Regions from separate parts of the Homo sapiens genome. Here region 1 is linked to region 2. Evidence: chromatin loops called from intact Hi-C (ENCODE). Cell type or tissue: chondrocyte. All regions are shown on one strand. Links, peaks and the distances in the headings refer to the core of each region. The heading gives the core; the rest is flanking DNA.

Evidence for each region. Peaks named below come from ENCODE experiments on the same cell type or tissue, not always from the same donor. Only the 100,000 strongest peaks of a DNase experiment are listed, where the experiment ranks them.
Region 1: it touches region 2 in a loop (2.3-fold over the local background); 2 of 110 quality-filtered maps call a loop at or near these places.

Annotation. Positions count from the first base shown.
Region 1 is chr13:37,196,673-37,207,124 of GRCh38, reverse strand. No RefSeq gene overlaps it. Among named protein-coding and RNA genes, the nearest start is that of CSNK1A1L, 96 kb to the right of the region's middle. RefSeq lists an enhancer at 7,915-8,585. In chondrocyte, for the core only: no CTCF peak of the experiment used is centred there; no DNase peak of the experiment used is centred there.
Region 2 is chr13:37,527,555-37,538,006 of GRCh38, reverse strand. It overlaps LINC00547 (long intergenic non-protein coding RNA 547), which reads right to left and starts at 3,067. Exons shown (of 5, transcript NR_040244.1): 1 at 3,043-3,067; 2 at 2,156-2,192. In chondrocyte, for the core only: no CTCF peak of the experiment used is centred there; no DNase peak of the experiment used is centred there.

The DNA.
Region 1 (10,452 bases), core at 809-8,808, 330 kb after region 2:
AACATCACAGATTCATTTTAGCTAAAGTACCTAAAACAGTTTTTCCTTAATTTTCAACTTTGAAATGTTTTCAACATGAAAAGTACTGTAACAGACATCTGTGCACCCACAATCAAGATTAAGCAGATATGAACATTTTTCGTATTTCTTCAATTTATTCTCCGTTTATTTTTAAAGAATAAATATGGCCGGGCGCGGTGGCTCACGCCTGTAATCCCAGCACTTTGGGAGGCAGAGGCGGGCGGATCACAAGGTCAGGAGATCGAGACCATCCTGGCTAACACAGCGAAACCCCGTCTCTACTAAAAGTACAAAAAATTAGCCGGGCATGGTGGCGGGCGCCTGTAGTCCCAGCTACTCAGGAGGCTGAGGCAGGAGAATGACGTGAACCTGGCAGGCAGAGCTTGCAGTGAGCCGAGATTGTGCCACTGCTCTCCAGCCTGGGCAACAGAGCAAGACTCTGTCTCAAAAATAAATAAATAAATAAATAAACAAGTACATATTTCCTCCATGATTCCCCTCCTTCCCTCCCCTAAAGTAGCCACTATTCTGAAATCGGAGTGTTATTAACTGGATATAAATGTATCTATGAACAACTTATACTATTGTTTCAGATTTTTTTTAATTATACTTTAAGTTCTAGGGTACGTGTGCACAACGGGCAGGTTTGTTACATATGTATACATGTGCCATGTTGGTGTGCTGCACCCATTAACTCGTCATTTACATTAGGTATACCTCCTAATGCTATCCCTCCCCACTCCCCCCACCCCACGACAGGTCCCGGTGTGTGATGTTCCCCTCCCAGTGTCCAAGTGTTCTCATTGTTCAATTCCCACCTGTGAGTGAGAACATGCAGTGTTTGGTTTTTAGCCCTTGAGATAGTTTGCTGAGAACGATGGTTTCCAGCTTCATCCCTGTCCCTGCAAAGGACACGAACTCATCCTTTTTTGTGACTGCATAGTATTCCATGGTGTATATGTGCCACATTTTCTTAATCCAGTCTATCATTGATGGACATTTGGGTTGGTTCCAAGTCTTTGCTATTGTGAATAGTGCTGCAATAAACATATGTGTGCATGTGTCTTTATAGCAGCATGATTTATAATCCTTTGGGTATATACCCAGTAATGGGATGGCTGGATCAAATGGTATTTCTAGTTCTAGATCCCTGAGGAATCCCCACACTAACTTCCACAATGGTTGAACCAGTTTACAGTCCCACCAACAGTGTAAATGTGTTCCTATTTCTCCACATCCTCTCCAGCACCTGTTGTTTCCTGACTTTTTAATGATTGCCATTCTAACTGGTGTGAGATGGTATCTCATTGTGGTTTTGATTTGCATTTCTCTGATGGCCAGTGATGGTGAGCGTTTTTTCATGTGTCTGTTGGCTGCATAAATGTCTTCTTTTGAGAAGTGTCTGTTCATATCCTTTGCCCACTTTTTGATGGGATTGTTTGTTTTTTTCTTGGAAATTTGTTTGAGTTCTTTGTAGATTCTGGATATTAGCCCTTTGTCAGATGAGTAGGTTGCGAAAATTTTCTCCCATTTTGTAGGTTGCCTGTTCACTCTGATGGTAGTTTCTTTTGCTGTGCAGAAGCTCTTTAGTTTAATTAGATCTCATTTGTCAATTTTGGTTTTTGTTGCCATTGCTTTTGGTGTTTTAGACATGAAGTCCTTGCCCATGCCTATGTCCTGAATGGTATTGCCTAGGTTTTCTTCTAGGGTTTTTATGGTTTTAGGATGTTTTTAAATTTCATATATATATGTATATATATATAATGTGTTGTACCAAACAAACCTTTTGCAACTTGCTTAAAAATAAAACAATATTTTGGGGTATTTATCCATGCTGAATGCATGTAGACTGATTGAATTTGTTTTATTTTATATAAAGTTTTCCATTGTGAAGATGAACCATAGTTTATCAGTTCATAGACTAATGGATAGTTAGATGTTTTCCATTTATTACTATTACAAAAGCACCTACGATGAACATTCTTGTGCATTTCTCCTTCTGCAATGTCCAAGACCCTCTAGGATAGACATAATTGGGGTAGATGCACTCGATGATTGTAGGAAGTGTCCACCTTCAGTTTTATTAGATATTCATTAATGGCTCTCCAACTGTGTTGTGACAATTTATACTCTCAATGGTAATGTTTCACTGAACTCATTTCCTATAATGTTACAAAATTTAGAAATACGTGACACTATATATTTGCCAATATGAAGGATATGAAAGATACTCTCATTATTGTTATAATTTTAATAGGCTTATTTGTTATTTGGGTTTTATCTTCTGAAAATTACAGATATACATTCTTTGCCCATTTTTCTGTTGGACTATTAGTCTTTTTCCTCTCGATATGTAGCAATTATTTATGTAGTCCAGAAAGCAATTGTTTTTTATTTATACAGATGTTTCTCCACTTACAATGGGGTGACATCAAGATAAACTTATTATAAAGTTGAGAACTTTTGAGTCAAACCATCTTAAGTCAGAACTGTATTGTAAAAATCTTCTCCCTGGTAAAGCATATTATTAATTTAATTTGATATCCTTACCAGTCCTGGACTGGTAAGGATACCTTTACCTTCACCACCAAACACTGAATACTACAACTTTCAGTGGGGCAAATTCTCTACCAGGAATACAATTTTATTCCAGCTGTGAATGCCACCAGACTTGATGCCCATTCTGTATTGTGAACTTGACATTGCAAACACTTCTACTGTCACTGTGATGAGAAAGAATTCACTATTGCTTCTTTTGGCTTTTCATCTCAAAGTCTTTCACAAGTGGCTGTGATAGTAGAGCTACAAGGGAAAGTGAGTGTTTAACAATCTCAGCTTTTATTAGAGAGATAGTGTCTATACCATTCAAAAAGAGAAACCTCTTTGAAGCGGAAAATAGTTCAAATGCTGTGTGGACTAAATGACAAATGTCTTCCTCATTGCTTTACTGGCATTAATACTCAAAAGCATCCATAAGCAATTTAAAACTGTTTCTAAAGCCGGGCGTGGTGGCTCATGCGTATAATCTCAGCACTTTGGGAGGCCGAGGTAGGTGGATCACTTGAGGTCGGGAGTTCAAGACCAGCCTGGCCAACCTGGTGAAACCCCATCTCTGCTAATAATATAAAAATTAGATGGGCATGGTAGCAGGTGCACCTTTAATCCCAGCTACTTGGGAGGCTGAGGCACAAGAATCGCTTGAACCTGGGTAGCAGAGGTTGCAGGGAGCAGAGATCATGCCACTGCATTCCAGCCTGGATGACAGGGAGACTCCATCTCAAAAAATAAAAATAAAAATAAACTTTCTAGCCCTGCTTTCTTGTAGCTTTTGACCTAGAATCATTTTTCCTTTAATTAAGACAAAGGTAAGTGAAATAATTTATCTATGGTTACAATGAACCTTCCAAAGAAAAGACATGAGGTTAGCTTTCATAGTCCACCAAAATGAGTTACAGATTATTTATGAATTTATAACCAAAGTAAATTTCTCAAAGTACACTGAGAACAAAACAAAGCACATAGTTCCCATCCTTTCTACAAATAAAACACATTAATAGATTCCTTCTTAGAATTCACCACCTGCTAATCATATTTTTGCCTTTCAGACTCACAAAGTCCCATAAAGAAAATAGAATATCTATTTTTTTTAAAAAAGGCTTTGGTTAAATATAAACCTACATTTAACTTTTGCTTTAACTTTTATTGGCTTTAAACTTGGAAAAATTCCTTAATCTCTCCAGTCTTTGGTTTTTCATATTAAAATAGGAATATAAATACTTATATTGCATGTTGTTCTAAAGATTCAAGATTACATATATTAAAATGCCTATTATGTAAGAATACTTTTTAAATGTAGTCAACATTAGGGAGATGAAATATTTTCAGTGAAGTTGGGAAATCTACATTTTTTTCCTTAGGGAATACAGGAAAATACAGAAGGTTAATAAATTTTGCCATGGAATTAAGAGGCCTAGGAATAAACACAAATAGGGAGGATTCTCTGCTTTCAGTGTTTTCACAGACAATATGGAACCAAGTGACAATCTTGTGGATTCCGTTTTTAGGTAGAGAAACTAAGACAAGAAAATAAATGACTTTCTTGATCTCTTATAGATAGACAAGAAAGACTAGAACTTTTTAAATATTTCTTTCAGTCTCATAAGTAAACATATAAAACATATTTGGGCTTTATTTCAAATATTTATTCACCTCTGTTCTAGAATCATCAGGATCTACTCTCATAACCATATTTTCTTGGCGAAAAGTGGGCTACTTAAGAGTAAGTATTTTAAATATAAAATCAGCTTCCATATATATGCCCACTCCACCAAGTACTTCCAACTGAAGACTGTTATACTTGAATCTCAGCTATGAGATTAAAATATGCAGAAAACTCAAAATATTTAAGAATTGACTTTCATCTGCAAGTCATTATTTGTAAATGGGAGCATAAGTGTGAAAATTGGCATATCAATTTAAATAACTATATTATGTTTACTCAGATGCCAAAATACTATCTCTAATTTTCAGTTTAAGCATCAGGAAGCAAGAGTACAGTGTATTTTTTCTGGGATAACATTATGAATCACTTGGTCAGTGGAAAATGGAAAGGAATTTTTCAAAAAACAAAAGTAAGAAAGTATGTAAACAAAATTCCAAAGTTCCTAAACTTGCCACATCCTTTATTTGTACTGGTATATCATTTGTAAATTACACTAGCGAGGAAACAAGGGGCAGTAGTTAAAGGACCTGAACAATTGTCTTGGTTTCTAACACTCTCTCTTTTAGACATGTATTGGGCGATATAGGTCATATCCAGGTATTTTCTTAAAGCACCAGAAATAGGGTGTTATTTTACAAGATCACGGTACCCATCTGTATTATTAAAAACCTATCAGCAAATATTTTTCATACATTGAAATTTCCCTAACGTAGATAATATCCTGAAATTGGCTATATAATAATAGCATGAGCCATATTCTCATAATTTCAGTAAATATTAAACAAAATAACCCCACAATATATAATTATAAGTTGTGAGTGAATTGCAATAGAGTAACATAAAGGGTTTGGTAGTCTCTTTGTGAAGTAATAGTTAAACTAGACCAAAATTGTTAGCATAATTTACCCAGTTTGAGGGATGGGGGGAATTTCACATAGAAATAACAATATATGCAAGGGCCCAAGGAGAAGAAAGAATTCAGCATATTTAAGAACCAGAAAAGCAGCTAGTATTGGCAGAAGCATATTGAATGTACCGAAATTGAAGCCACCCTCACAGGGTTCACAAGAATTCCAGACAGAAATGTAGTTATAATTAAGCATTAATCAAGCTGCACTTTGACCCACTTGCTTTTAACCAAACATAGTACCAGATACTGACCATGTGCATCCCCATTGTTCTATAGATAGGATTTCCACCTTAGAATTATATGACTTCTGTTTAAGATTACTTAAAATGCTTTCCAGTGAAACAGCTGGCACCAACCAGCTTGAAGACTCTCACATAGGAACAGAATTAACATGAGAACACAGACTCTTCATCTCCCTGCCTCATGACTCTACCCTGCATTCTTTAGCCAATCAATGATCTCCACACTTCAGCCCATTTCAAAACTCTTAAAAACCTTTCCCCAAACTTCTTAGGGAGATAGATTTCAGGTTTCTTCCCATCTCCTCACTGAACAGCCCTACGATTACATCTCTTTCTGTACTGCAACCCAGTGTCTCAACGTACTGACTTGCCATGTGCATTGAGCAACAGACCTATTACAGTTACAAAGTTGGCACAAGATAAAGTTTGAAAGCAAATCAAGGGTCAGATTTTCTATGACCTTGTAAGCCGAGACAGGAAGCTTTTATTTTATCCTAATTAAATATATGATCATTAAAGTTTGTGAGCAGGAAATAGCATGATCTGATTTGCATTTTTAAAACGTTCTGTGTGCTGCATGACGAATAGGTGGAAAGCAATAAAAGTAGAAACTGAGAGACAAGTAAATATGCTACTGCAAGAAAAAAGAGAAGACTCAAATTCCTAAATTCAGAAATAAAAGAGGAGCCATTACAACAAATCTAACAGGAATTTAAAAATATATGGGAATACTATGAAGAATTATATTCTAACAAATTAGTAACTTAAATGAAGTGAATAAATTCTAGAAAAACATAAACTACCAAAACTAACTCAAGAAGAAATAGCAAATCTGAATAAAGCTATAACAAGTAAAGAGGTTAATTAATAATTTAAAAGTTTCCAACAAAGTAAAGCCTAGATCCAAATGGCTTCACTATTAAATTCTACCATTTAAAGAAAAATTAACTGATAACTTCAGCAAAGTTTCAGGATACAAAATCAATGTACAAAAATCAGTAGCATTCCTATACACCAACAACATCCAAGCTGAGAGCCAAATCAGGAACACAACCCCATTCACAATAGCTACAAAAGAATAAAATACCTCGGAATACAGTTAACCAAGGAGGTGAAAGAGAATTACAGAACACTGCACAAAAATATTAAAAATGACACAAACAAATTTTTAAAAAATTCCATGCCCATGGATAAGAATAGTCAATATTGTTAAAATAACCATACTGTACAAAGCAATTTGTACATTCAATGCCATTCCTGTCAAACCACCAAAGACATTCTTCAAGGAATTAGAAAAAAACTATTTTAAAATTCATATGGAACTGAAAAAGAGCCCAAATAGCTAAAGCAATAGTAAGCAAAAGGAACAAAGCTGGAGGCCTCACATTACCCAACTTCGAACTATACTACAAGGCTTCAGTAACCAGAACAGCATGGTACTGGTACCAAAATAGACACATGGACCAATGGAACAGAATAGAGAGCCCAGAAATAATGCCGCATACCTACAACCATCAGATCATTGACAAAACCAACAAAAATAAGCAATGGGGAAAGAACTCTCTATTCCATAAATGGTGCTGGGATAACTGGCTAGCCATATACAAAAGACTGAAACTGAATCCCTTCCTTACACAAAAATCAAGATGAATTAAAGACTTAAATATAAAACCTAAAACTATAAAACCCCTGGAAGATAACCTAGGAAATATGATCCTGGACCTAGGCCCTGGCAAATATTTTATGTTGAAGACTCCAAAAGCAATTGCAACAAAAACAAAAATTGACAAATGGGACCTGATTAAACTAAAGAGCTTCTGCACAGCAAAAGAAACTATCAACAAAGTAAATAGACAACCTACGGAATGGGAGAATGTATTTACAAACTATGCCTCTGACAAAGGTCAAATATCCAGAATCTATAAGGAACTTAAACATATTTATAAGCAAAAAACAAGCAATTCCATTAAAAAGTGGGCAAAGTACATGCACAGACACTTTTCAAAAGAAGACATACATGGAGCCAACAAGCATATGAAAAAAATGCTCAGCATCACTAATTGTATTAGTCTGTTCTCGCACTGCTATAAAGAAATACCTAAAACTGGGTAATTTATAAAGAAAAGAGGTTTAATTGGCTTTTTTTGCAGAAATTTATATTCTTGTTCCAAACAAAAATTCAAAGTTCAGGAATAAAGTGTGTCATTACAATTTCAGCAAGGGAAAAATTAAGCAATGGAGAAAGAACTCTCTATTCAACAAATGGTACTGGGACAAATGTACATATTCAGAAGAAGGAAGTTAAACCCAGTTTCATATTAAAACAAAAATTAACTGAAAATTGATTATAAGCCTAAATGTAAGCACTAAAATAAAGCTTTTACAGGAAAATATAAGAATATATATTCATGACATTGGGTTAGGCAATGATTTTTAGACATGACACCAAGAGCCAAAATGACCAAAAAAAAAATTAGATAAATTGAACTACATTACAATTTTAAAAGTTTTGTACAATAAACAAAACCATCAAGAGAGCAAAAAGAGAACTAACAGAATGGGAGAAAATATTTGCAAGTTATATATCTAATAAGGGACTTATATCCAGAATTTACAAAGAACTCTTACAACTCAATAATAAAAAGATTAGTTTGTTGTTGTTGTTTTTCTAAGATAGTGAAGCAGAGGCTTTTAGCATGCCTCAGCTACTTGGAAATACCAAAATAGTGCATAAACCATCAGCTCTGTGAGCTTCAATTGAAGAAAGAAAACAGGAATCCATCAGAAGAACAAAGGACACCCCAGATCCCAGGGAGGAGAATGCAAGCAAACAGCCCTTGGGACGACATCTCACTGATAAAAGTGAATGAAACCCCAGGAGGTGCAGAGTCTCTGTGACTCACCTTTCCACTGGGGATCCTTGTAACCCAGGCCAAGGAGGAGCACTTTGTTTCCCCCAGTCCCTGGAGCTAACTTGAGGAGAGGCTTGGTGACACTGAGAGGGAAAGACAGGAAAAGCTGCTGGCATTTTTTCAGACCCAGGACCAAGGGCAGGATGCCATTTTTACTCCAGGTTCATACAAAGTCATTCTTTGGTGACCTGGCAGCCTAGCCACACAGGCATTTTAGTCTTGGGCCAAAATTTGGGGCATTTCCTTTGGAGTGGGATAGGGGTCTCCGCAGTGAGAATTGAGTAGTGAGTGTGGAAAACACCCCCAGAAGTATGTGCTGAAATTGTGCTCTCCCCAGTCATAGGTCTGCAGTGGGAGGAGAGCTACTGCAGCTACAGTTTCTACTGGGTGATGAGACTTGCAGCCAGGGCCAGTTTGTCAATCTGGAATGGATCTTTGTGTGTCATAGCTGGATGCCCAGCCTGCTTTCCCGAGATAGTGGTGCAGGGGGCCCTCTTTGCTCACCCCCAGGCATATCTCCAGTAATTTCATAGCATCCACTCACCTGGATTAACAGCCTGAGTCCTCCTTTCCTGAGCAGAGACCTTGGTGTAATAGGGCCCTCTCCACTCCACCCCCAGGCATATCTTCAGGCATTTGGAGCACTTCTTATCCTGAGATGTCCCACCCTTTCTATGCAGAGATCTAGTGCAGTCTCCACACTCCACGCCCACGCAGGTCTCCAGTCATCCAGAGTGCCCACTCTCTTGGATTAGTTTAGGCCACTCCCCACTACCATGCATAGAACTCGGAGCAAAGGTTTACCCCACTCCATGCCTAGGCACACCCCTGGGCACTTGGTGGCCATGTGGACTTTCCTCAGCACTGGTGCTTCTGCCTGCCATTGAGGGTCCTGTAGGTAGGCTTGGCCAGTCTGGCCCCACCCATCTTGGTACCCTACACTGGGGCTGAGCAGGGAGCTTAGACCACTGTGCACTCCTTAGAACAGCCCATTGCCTGAGGACAGAGAGCTTCCCCTAGTAAACAAGGATCAAGTATATACCCAGCCATATTTGCCACAGCTGGCTCTTACTGGTGCCGTCTACTGGATTATAGGTCAAACCATGGACCCCAATACAAAACCTGCCAAAAGAAGTGCATAGGGCTATAGAAGCAAAGTCAAAAGATCCTATCCGGCATTCTCTACAATCACACCCTCTAGAGGGGGAAAAAGAGAAAGAAAAAATGATGATAATAATATTATAGAGAAAGAAAGGAAGGAAAAAACATCCTATATACAAGAAAATAATTACAAATATTCAAAGTGTGAGGCATATCTCCAGATGAGAGGGAGCCACTGCAAGAATTCTGGCATCATTAAAAAAAAAAAATATATATATATATATATATGACTATTGTTGATACCGCCAAAGGATCACAGTAGCTCTCCAACATGGTCCCTAACCAAAATGGAAACTCAGAAATGATAGATAAAAAATTCAAAACATGGATTGCAAAGAAGCTCAATGAGATTTGTGACAAGGATTAAAATCAAAACAAAGAAACTTCCAAAGCAATCCAGGAAGTGAAGGAAGAGATAAACATCTTAAAAACAAATCTGAGCTTCTAGAATTGAAATTTTCACTTCAGGAATTTCAAAATACAATTGAAATCTTTATCAATAGACAAGACAGAGCAGAAAGAAGATTTTCAGAGCGTGAAGATCAATCTTTCAAACTAAGGCAGTCAGACAAAAATTTTTTTAAAGAATTTTTTTTTAAATGAACAAAGTCTTCAAGAAATATGTGATTATATAGAGTGGCCAAACCTATGAATTATTGGCATTCCTGAGACAGAAGAAAAAGTAAACAACTTGGAAATATATTTGAGGAATAATTCACAAAAATTTTCCTAACCTTGCTACAGATATAGAAATTCAGATACAAGAAATCCAAAAAATACCTGTGAGATACTATACAAAACAGACATCATCAGGGCATATAGTCATGACACTTTCCAAGGTCAAAACTAAAGAAAAAATTTTAAAGGCAGCTAGAGAAAAAGGTCAGCTCATGTACAAAGGGAACCTTATCAGGTTAACAGCAGACTTCTCAACAAAAACCTTATAAGCCAGGAGAGACTAGGGGCCTATTTTTCAGCATTCTT
Region 2 (10,452 bases), core at 752-8,751:
GAATTTACAATTCAAATAAGAAAATTTAACTAGAATAGCTATAATCTGTTCATGTATAGCCACACTGATATTTTTTGGAATTATAAAATTAATTAGATTAGGCCGGGCACGGTGGCTCACGCCTGTAATCCCAGCACTTTTGGAGGCCAAGGCAGGCAGATGACGAGGTCAGGAGATAGAAACCATCCTGGCTAACATGGTGAAACCCCATCTCTACTAAAAAAAAAAAAAAATACAAAAAAATTAGCTGGGCGTGGTGGCAGGCACCTGTAGTCCCAGCTACTGGGGAGGCTAAGGAAGGAGAATCACTTGAACCCTGGAGGCAGAGCTTGCAGTGAACTGAGATCGTGCCACTGCACTCCAGTCTGGGCGACAGAGCAGGACTCCATCTCAAAAAAAAAATTAATTAGATTAGGAGACAAATTAGAGAGAAGAAAGAAGATATATGGATACCCTGAAGAACTTCAGTAGCTGGAGATTAGTAAGAAGAGGAACATCTAGGACAAGAGATTGAGACAGAGAAGCAAAAGAGATGGGTAAAAAACCAAGGTCATAGTTTCAAGGGAAGCAAATGTTTCCAGAACAGAGTGAGCCAATGATGGCCGAAGTACATCCACTGATTATTCCAATGTAGATGTCATTATGGGCCTTGGCAAGGGAAATATTGGGAGCAGAATCCAAGAGTGGATTAACAGATAAAGGAAAAGCAAGACAATCACAGCAGTGTAAATTTTGAGAAATTTGCCTTTGAAGGGAACAGAAAATGGGAAGTACTTGGAGAGGGCTAAGGAATCATGAGAGGTGCTTTCTTAAAGAAAAACATATGAATATTTTTATTGAAATAATTCATTAAAATATATAAATTATAAGTATTACATGAAGCAAGATACTTCATGTTATAAACTGTTCAGGAAAATTTTCTGGGTGGTAGAGTAAAAATATATCTAAAATATCTTATTAAAATCTTCCACACATCCAGATGAGGCAAATATGGACTCAATATTTTGTTTCCATAATCTTTTCTTCATTAACACTCTCATGATTTTTTTTTACCATAATTTCTCACCTGGATTACTGCATGCTATGGTTTGAATGTGCCTTCTCCAAAATTCAGGTGTTGCTAATGTGAAAGTATTAAGAAGTGGGGACCGTAAGAGTTGATTAGGCCTTGAGGGTTCCTTCCTCAGGAATGAGATTAAAGATCTTATAAAAGAAAGAGACTTTATACAATGTTCAGCTAGCTTGCTCTTCCACCTTCCATCATGCGAGGTCACAGCAACAAGGCACCTTGGAAGCAGAGAGCAGCTCTCACCAGACAACTGAATTTGTTGGCACCTTGATCTTGAACTCTGCAGACTCCAACATGGTGGGAAAATAGTTTTCTGCTCTTTATGAACTACTCACTTTCAGGTATTTTCTAAGACACTACATTAGTGTCTAATTGCCTCCAGCCTCTTGCTTCTTTGCTATCAATAATTTTTCAAAATCACAAATATGATGTCTCTTATTTAAAGTGTTCACTTTATCTTTTCGGGATAAAGGGTGAACTCCTTCCTCCAGCTCTTTATAATCAGCCTCAATCTCCTAAATATCTTCTCTCACTTCATTAATCATGCACCATTTTTCCAAACTACAATAATGTATTCAATATATCCTGACTCTTTCCTTCATACTTTTGCATATTCTTAGAATACACATTTGCTTAAAATGTTCTTTGCAACAATCTTCAAACTCAAACCACACTCCTAAATACATACACCCTCAAACATAAAATCCCCTTTTATAACTAGTTAACTTACAGTCATCTTTCAACCCTCAACTTAGATTTCACTTCTTCTGATAAGTTGTCTTAACCCACAAATTTGTTTTAGAGGCTGTCTTCATAAAGTTCATTTTACCATAATAGCACTTATCCCACTGTATCATGTCATTTATTTTTTTATCAGAATTGAAAGAAACTAGAAGTCTTTGAGGCAAGTGTAATAGTTCATGGACCTTGTAGCTCCAGAACATACTGCAATGGCTGGCAATTGTGCTGAACATGAGATATAGCAAAATACCTGGAAGAAACTTGGAAAGAGTGTTGGAGAGAGAAAGGAAAAGATTTACAATTTATAGAAGTTTCCCAAGTGAACTTCAATTCTAATATGCTCACCTGTTTGAGAACTACTGGTCTTGGTGAACATCTATTCCTGGGAAGCAAAAGGAAAAAAATACTTCATTATTTTGTTTATGAGCCTGAAATCATACCCAATTAAAATAATACTTTGTTTTTCTTAACATAGCGTCTGCTAAGAATTGCAGATGTCAAATTTTGGCACATTTGCAATAAACTTACTAAACAGAAATTTAAAATTCATTACTTGAATCAGATAGGAGATTGGAAGAAAATAAAAAGTAACATTAATGATAACCATATTTTCTTCAAAATAAATTCCATGGTTTTTAAAAACAAAAACAAAAAAAAACAAGAAAAAAAAACGTTATTCTATATGGTTTGGCTAATCCAGCTAGAATTGTGACTGCAAGTTTTGAAGTGGTATATTTTTACTGTTAAAGAAAAAAAAAGTCTACGGCCGGGCGCAGTGGCTCGCACCTGTAATTCCAGCACTTTGGGAGGCTGAGGCGGTCAGATCACGCGGTCGGGAGATCGAGACCATCCTGGCTAACGCGGTGAAACCCCATCTCTACTAAAATACAAAACAATTAGCCAGGCGTGGTGGTGGGCACCTGTAGTCCCAGGTACTCGGGAGGCTGAGGCAGGAGAATGGCGTGAACCCGGGAGGCGGAACTTGCAGTGAGCCGAGATCGCGCCACTGCACTCCAGCCTGGGAGACAGAGTGAGACTCCATCTCAAAAAAAAAAAAAAAAAAAAAAAAAGTCTACAGCCTTCAACCATTAAATAATACAGGAAAAAACTAGAGAAATTCTTTTGCACAATTTTATATATACATTTTCAAAACTGATTTGGCTTAAAAAAATCTGCATTCTATTCATGTCGGCTTAGTAAAGTGTTTTCCTTCTCCAGTCACCTATCTATACCTTCTTCTATTCTTTCCAAACTAACAGTAGGCAACAGAACCATCTGCCTGCTATAAATACATTCAGAAGTTATTCCTCAAACTCAGATTACCATTTAAGGGCAAGGGAAAACAAGGAGTATATTTAAACTTCTCATTCTGATTTGTTTATAGGTCATGAACTTACAGAACTTGATTACTTGATTGTCATTTTCAGAATTATTTGTCATAATGCTATGCTTACTAAATAGTTGGTTTTTGAGAGAACATACCATCTTTTTATAGAAAAACAGAATAAAACCACAGTAAAATATTTAGAATTTTTAACATCTTTTGAATAATATAATTCTAGAGCTACGATTTTTAAAATGAAGCAAATTGAATTTCATTTTCTCCTGCCTTTCCACTTTTGAAATGCATCAATGAATTCGTCTGTAATCCACATCTCAGCTTGAGGCCACCTCATTTATTTACCCAACTCTGTCCTTCTCTCAGTCCCCTTCCATATCTAAGCCTTCCTGAATCTCAGCCCATACTCACATCACATACTCGGATCTGAGCCTATTCCTAAGCCAAGCTCAGACATAATGAGAAATGAATTGAGGGATATCATGTTTGATACTCTTTAAAACAGATGTGTCATAATGAGTCAGATCCAAATCACAGAACTCTCAACTGCCGCCATGATGAGATTGCATTATTCCACAAATGACAACAAATGAAGCTTTCCCCCAAGAATGTAATTGAATATAAAAAAAAATAGTAACCATATGGAAAATAGTTTTCTCATTACTGGAAGGAAATTAAGGAAAATTGAAATTATTAAAATTAAATTCATAAAATAATTTTCCTAAAACAATTTCCTCTGGCTAGATACGTATTTTTGAAATACTTGTTTTGGATTGTGATTTGCTTTTATTTCTCCTTTTATATGTTTGATATTTATTTTTTAACATTATTTATGGTCAGGCTTATTTGAGACATGTAAGATCTTCATTTGGAATATTTAGGCAAACACAAGCACTTTTAAACTAAGTTATTCAAACACCCTGGTTTTTTTAAATCCTATTTTTTTGATCAAAATTATACTACATCTTTATCTGTGACACTTAATGAAGTAAAATGGACAATTGGAATAATTATATTAAAAAGTCGAGACTAAATCCAGTTTTCTGTTTCATTGGTACTAAAAGAGCAAGAAAAAAGAGTGAAAAACAAAAAGCAGAAGAAAATGCATTAGAAAATAGCACATTGATCTCCCTATAAATAACTATTGGGTAAGTTCTGCAAAGTGTTTTCTAACCGTGGTTTGTTTTTTTTTTTCAGTATGCAAGGACAACATGTAGACAGGTTTGAATCCCTTTTTCAGTTATCTGAAAAAATAACCATATTGCTTTTGAACATCCACAAATTAAATGAACCATTTTAAAAAAAGCCATTCCATTCTGAGATCTTTGCTTTGGGATCAAGACAATCTAAACATTAGTTGATACTATCTGTACAGGGTTACAAATTAACCACTTTCAAGTTTCAGAGGATATGAACTAGTATACTTAAGCCAAACCTTGAGAAGATGTGAAAGACTATATCGATAGCCATCGATGTTTTCATAATACACACATGAGAAAGACAAAAAGCAAAAAGTCTAGAAACTATATCAAGAAAGCCAATACCAATTGAGGAAGTGTCTGGCTTTAATACAGAATAAAGAAAAAGAACCCGCTAAGAGTTTACAATGCAATGGCACATCATAAGTTACTGCAGTATAAATAATGCATCTCTACCATATTCCATTTCTGAAGAAAAACAGATTTTTTTGGTAATAATCTGTCTTAGTCTGTTTTTTGCAACTATAACAGAAGACCACAGGCTGAGTAATTTATAATGAAAAAAATGTATTGCTTCACAGTTCTGGAAGCTGGGAAGTTCAATAAAAAGGTGTTGGCATTTTGCGAAGACTTTCTTGCTGTATCATCTCATGGTGCAAAGGCAAAGATAGGGCAAGAGAGAAAGCCAAAAGAGATTGAACTCCCCCTTTTTATAACAAACTCACTCTTGCAATAATGGCCTTAATCCATTCATTCTGGCCTCCTGACATAATTGTTTCTCAGTAGGCCCTAACTCTTAACACTGTTGCATTAGGGATTAAGTTTCCAATGCATGCTTTTTGGGGACATATTCAAACTATACATAGTCTGCAATTTAATTGTAGCTATAAAAGTGGAAGCAGCAAAATAATCTTTGTTAATAGAAAGCAAGTTCATCTATTGGAATGGGGTTAAGAGTCATCTATTGTCACGTAAAAGGCATTGGGCAGACTGTCAGAAAACAGTAATGGGTATTTAGAAGAATCACAGAGATAATGGCAAAGAAAGCTGCCAATTTCTTGAAACAGCTAAAAACTTAGAAGCTGTAAGCCTTATTTTCCCAAACTTTGACCTCTTGCAATATAGTTGTCAGTCATTTAAATTCTACATATAATTTAGGCATAACAGTAATATTTTATAGTTAATATTCATTTATATCAACCAACGTATTTACTTTTTTTTTTTTTTTGAGATGGAGTCTTGCTCTGTCACCCAGGCAGGAGTGCAGTGGCGTGATCTCTGCTCACTGCAACATCTGCCTCCCAGGTTCAAGTCATTCTCCTGTCTCAGCCTCCCAAATAGCTGGGACTACAGGTGTGTGCTACCATGCCCAATTAATTTTTGTATTTTTAGTAGAGATGGGGTTTCACCATGTTGGCCAGGCTGATCTCGAACTCCTGACCTCAGGGGATCTGCCTGCCTCAGACTCCCAAAGTGCTGGGATTACAGGAATTTACTCTCATTTTTTCTTTATTCTCTCCCGCTCTTCTGTGTTTTGAACATTTTTTTTTTGCCTAAAAATATCCCTTCATTTATTTTTTTTAGTTCAAGCTGAATGCTGATAAACTCTCTTCATTTTTGTTTGTCTGAAAATGCTTTATTTCACCTACAGTTTTGAAAGATAACTTCACAGTATATTAAATTATAATTTGGTAATTATTTTCTTTCAACACCTAGCAATGTCATTATATTATCTTCTGGTTTTCAATGTTTCTCTTGAGAAATTAATAATTTTTGTTTCTTTAATAGAAATACATCTTGCCTTCAGACTGCTTTTAAGATTTTTCTCAGCCTTTGGTTTTCATTGATTTAATCACTTTATATGCAGGTGTGGTTATCTTGTTTAAATACTCTGGGTTTCCAGAGCTTTGGATATAAAGGTCGATATCTTTCAATGGTTTGGAGAAATTCTTGGATGTTTACTCCTCAATGTTATTTATGATTTATTCTCTCTTTTTTTCCTGGCACATCAGTAAGATGTATGTTACATTATTCTAATAGTAGAATAATGTAATGTCTGATATTTTAGCTCTGCTCTGTGGTTTCCATGCTTTTTACTCTCTCTGCTTATATTCGGTTATGTTTTATTGTTCACTTTTCCACTTTACTAATCTTGTCTTCTCATGCACCCAATTATTACAGGACCAACAATTTCCTATGTCTGCTGTGTAGTAACATACCAATACACTGAGACAGCAGAGTTTACAGCAGAGAAAGAGTTTAGGTATCCAAGGGCAACTAAGCAAGGAAATGGGAGGAGATCCTCAACTCCATGTCCCTGAGGAGTTCTGGGGTCAGATTTTTAAGGGGATTGTGTAGAGTGAGAGGCTGGAAAATCGGGTTCATTGATCAGTCAGGGTAAGGGGGATAAAATCTTCAGCATGTGGAAACTACATTCTTTGGTGAGTCAGCTTCTCACGGCATCCTTCAGACCAGCTTATCTCAATAGTTTCACTGGTATTCAGGACTTGAAAGAATAACTGAAATGGAAAACTTTACATTTCACAATATTCAAGTTGTTGTCTATAGGGCAGTTAAGGTGATCTATGACCTTGTGACAAGGTTTTCATGCTTCTGGGACAGTAGGAAAACAACTATGAGGAAGTGGGTCCAAGAGCAAGCTGACCTAATAATTAATGGTGAGTCTGCTGTAAGCTTGGCTTATCTTCATTTATCTCCCTCCCTTCCTCCCTAAGTTTATAAAGTTTACAGAGGTAATTTCACAATCTACTGATAAACTCATCTATTTACTTGATAATTTTAGATTTTTTTACTTGCGGAGTATCAATTTGATTCATTCCATCAATAAACATCTAATGATATTTTATACTCTCATTTATTTTATACAACTTCTTCTCCATTTTCTTGAATAACTTTCAAACATATTTCTTAAATATATTTAAACATTTATTTCAAAGTCATTGACTGCTAACTACAACATCTCTATTACCTGTGTCTTTACTATTGTAATTTTTTTTATTTGTTATTTATTTTTTCCCCCACTGGTAATCACACTTTTGTAACTATCTGATTATTATAGATATTTGTTCACAGGACAAACACTGTATATAAAAAAAAAAACCTCAGAGACTCCATATGATGTTATATTCCACCAGAGGATTTCTCTTTTTATTTGTTAGGCAATAACTTGAGTTGCTGATTACATCAATTAAATCCAAGGATAAACTATCTCCAGATTGGCTTAGAGATTTAGTTCGGATCTATCTACTTCCAAGTCAACACTATTGTTCTAGCATATACCGCCTTTGTTTTAGAAAAATAAATTAGCAAGTAGCTATCTCATCAGTCTCCAAATTCTGCAGAAGATTAAGCTCTGAATAACAGATTTCCAGCTCAGCTTTCCAACTTCTTACCAATATGGCTTCAAAATCTGGCAAATATTTTGAGGGGAAAATTGGCAGTGAGATTCAGGCTGTCCTCCTCTCCTGTAAGGTTGGCTTCCTAAACTATGTGAAATTGCCAGAGATCTCACTCTGCTTTTTTAGAAGGCTAATCCCAACTCCCTCACCTTCCACAGAGACCCAGATTCAGCAAATGACCCTTGGGTAATATCAGCCTCAGGTTTCCAAATTATTATTCTAGTTGAACATGACCACTAAAATTGCTACTTTAGCTTCCTCTCCTCCCAACAGAAGCTGTCTGTCAGAACTAAGCTCAACCATTAGCTTACCCACTAAATCAGCAAATAACCCCTGGGGTGGGGGTGGGGCAGGTGGGGTTGAAAATCCATTAGAGCACAGACAGTTCTTCACTCTCTGGAACACTAGGTCATCCCGTGATCATTCTTTATAAAGTTCTCTGTGGAAAATTATTTATGTAATTTATTTAGGGTTTTGTGTGTGTGTGTGTTTTAATAGAAATATTGCTCTGATGTCAGCTGTTTCATCTTACCAAGAAGTAGAAATTATCTTTCCAAATGTTTTAAGCTTTGAAATTTTTTGATCCTGACTCTGTGATTTGTATTATCAAACCAAGCTAGTAAAAATTTATAATTTTTAGTGTTCTGAATATTTAATTACATTTTATCAAATATGCCACATCAGCCTTCAAGATCCGTATCCATCCTCCTTCTAAGGGTGCCTCCACATGCCCTCTGCTGTTGGTAATCCTTTCCAGTTTAAAACATGTATTTATCCTGGAAACAGTTCCAAAGCTTTCGGGATGTTCTCATTAGCTCATAACAGCCAGGAGGAGGGAGGAAGGTTTATTGTATAATTTGGGTGATTAAGATAGCAGAAACAAGAGAAAATGTCGGAGTTTGAGAGTTAACAGTGCTAGAAAAGCAGATTAAAGCCTCTGTGGAATTGATAAAAAGCTAAGAGCTAAATGAGAAACGAGATAAAGAGGTCTTACTGGCATAGAAAAATAAGATTCACAAGAGTAAGCAAGTGGAAAGACAGAAACCTTGATTTTAATTATTTTGTTTGTATTAGGTAATTTATATTTTATTAAATCTTTTTTAGATGATACACACACAATCTAGAAATAGTAAATAAAATGTTTGGTGGAAATAAGTTTCATTGTTTGAAATAGGGTCTAAAAAGCAGAATACTAAACACCAAACAATACCAAAGTTTTTACCATGGAATAATGCAGAACAAAGCCTATAGGACATGGAAATACTGACCATTTCTTTGCGCAGTATAATATGAATGGAAAAGATTATAAAGTTGTTAAGTAATTGGTTATTGACTTTTGTATGTAGCCTCTGACATCAATTGGGATAAAATAAAAAACTACTGTGCGTCCAAATCTCTTTCATTAATTGGGCCCATTGCCTTTCCATATGCCTGATTCTATCATGGGTGATTGGTCATAGACAATAATTAACATGTATTCGAAAAACACTTGGGAAGAAACAAGTAAAAATGGTTTCTGAAAGGCCTGTGGCCCAGAGTGACAGTGTGATGAAATGGAAAGACGATAATTTCATCAGGAAGCAAGGTTTAAATATTTGAATCAAGGTGTTAAGGAATCCCCGCTTATCAGGTCTCTGTTTTAATAAAACTTGACCAGAGTGACTCCATCTTGAAGTGAGGAACTAGGTACTCACAAGGCATCTGTAAGGTTAATACTTATAGTCTGAAAATAGCCATATCTCAAGCTAACCACCAATTGTAATTACAGAATATACATGGCCATACAGGACATCTCCCACAACCATGCAGAATGTCCAGATGTCCTAAAACTACTGCCCACTTTACTTGAAACTAATGTTAGTGAGCAAGCTTAGGTTGAAGAATTAATGGTCATCAGTAACACTAATAGCCACTACCTTTAATGAGTACATTCACACATTTAAGTTTGATTATAGCTCCTTATAGTTCCTTATCAATAGAGACACTTGTAACAAAGAACGGCACATCCCTCCTGCTTTCTGAGGACATTGTACCTTTAACAGAGTAGTTGCTAATAAACTTGCTTATTTCACTGTGCTCTGCAACTCACCTCAAATTCTTTCCTGCATGAGATCCAAGAACCCACTCTTGGAGTCTGGATCGGGACTCTCTTTTCTGGCAACTAAGGGGTTATCAATTTGGTTTTGAGCTTAAAGTCCTATGTTGTATAGCACAGAGCACTCTTTTCTTTTTTTTTAATACAATTTTGTAGAGGCAATGAATAAACATGGTATAGAATACAGAGAACAGATTAACATATGGTTAAAACATAAATCTGCTCTCTATCCCTACCCATTCTTTCTAAGTTTCGGTATTGTTTTCAACAAATATACAATGCATATGTGGGCCTATTTATCAATCGATTGATTAATTCATCCTATACATAAAAGGTAGGATATCAAACCTATTTTTCATGCCAATCTTTTTTAACAGTAATACATTATGAAGATCTTTTATATCAGTATATACAGAGCTACTTCATTCTTTTTTAATCCTCCTAAGCTCTGTAGAGGATCTCTTCTTTTTCACAATTTGGTCTCATAGTTTGTCCATTAAACTTTTTTATCAAAGAGGGAAATTTAAAAATGCACTTGTTTAGCTACTGGTTAGTATCTTCCATAGTCCCGTAACTGACTTCCTTTCATG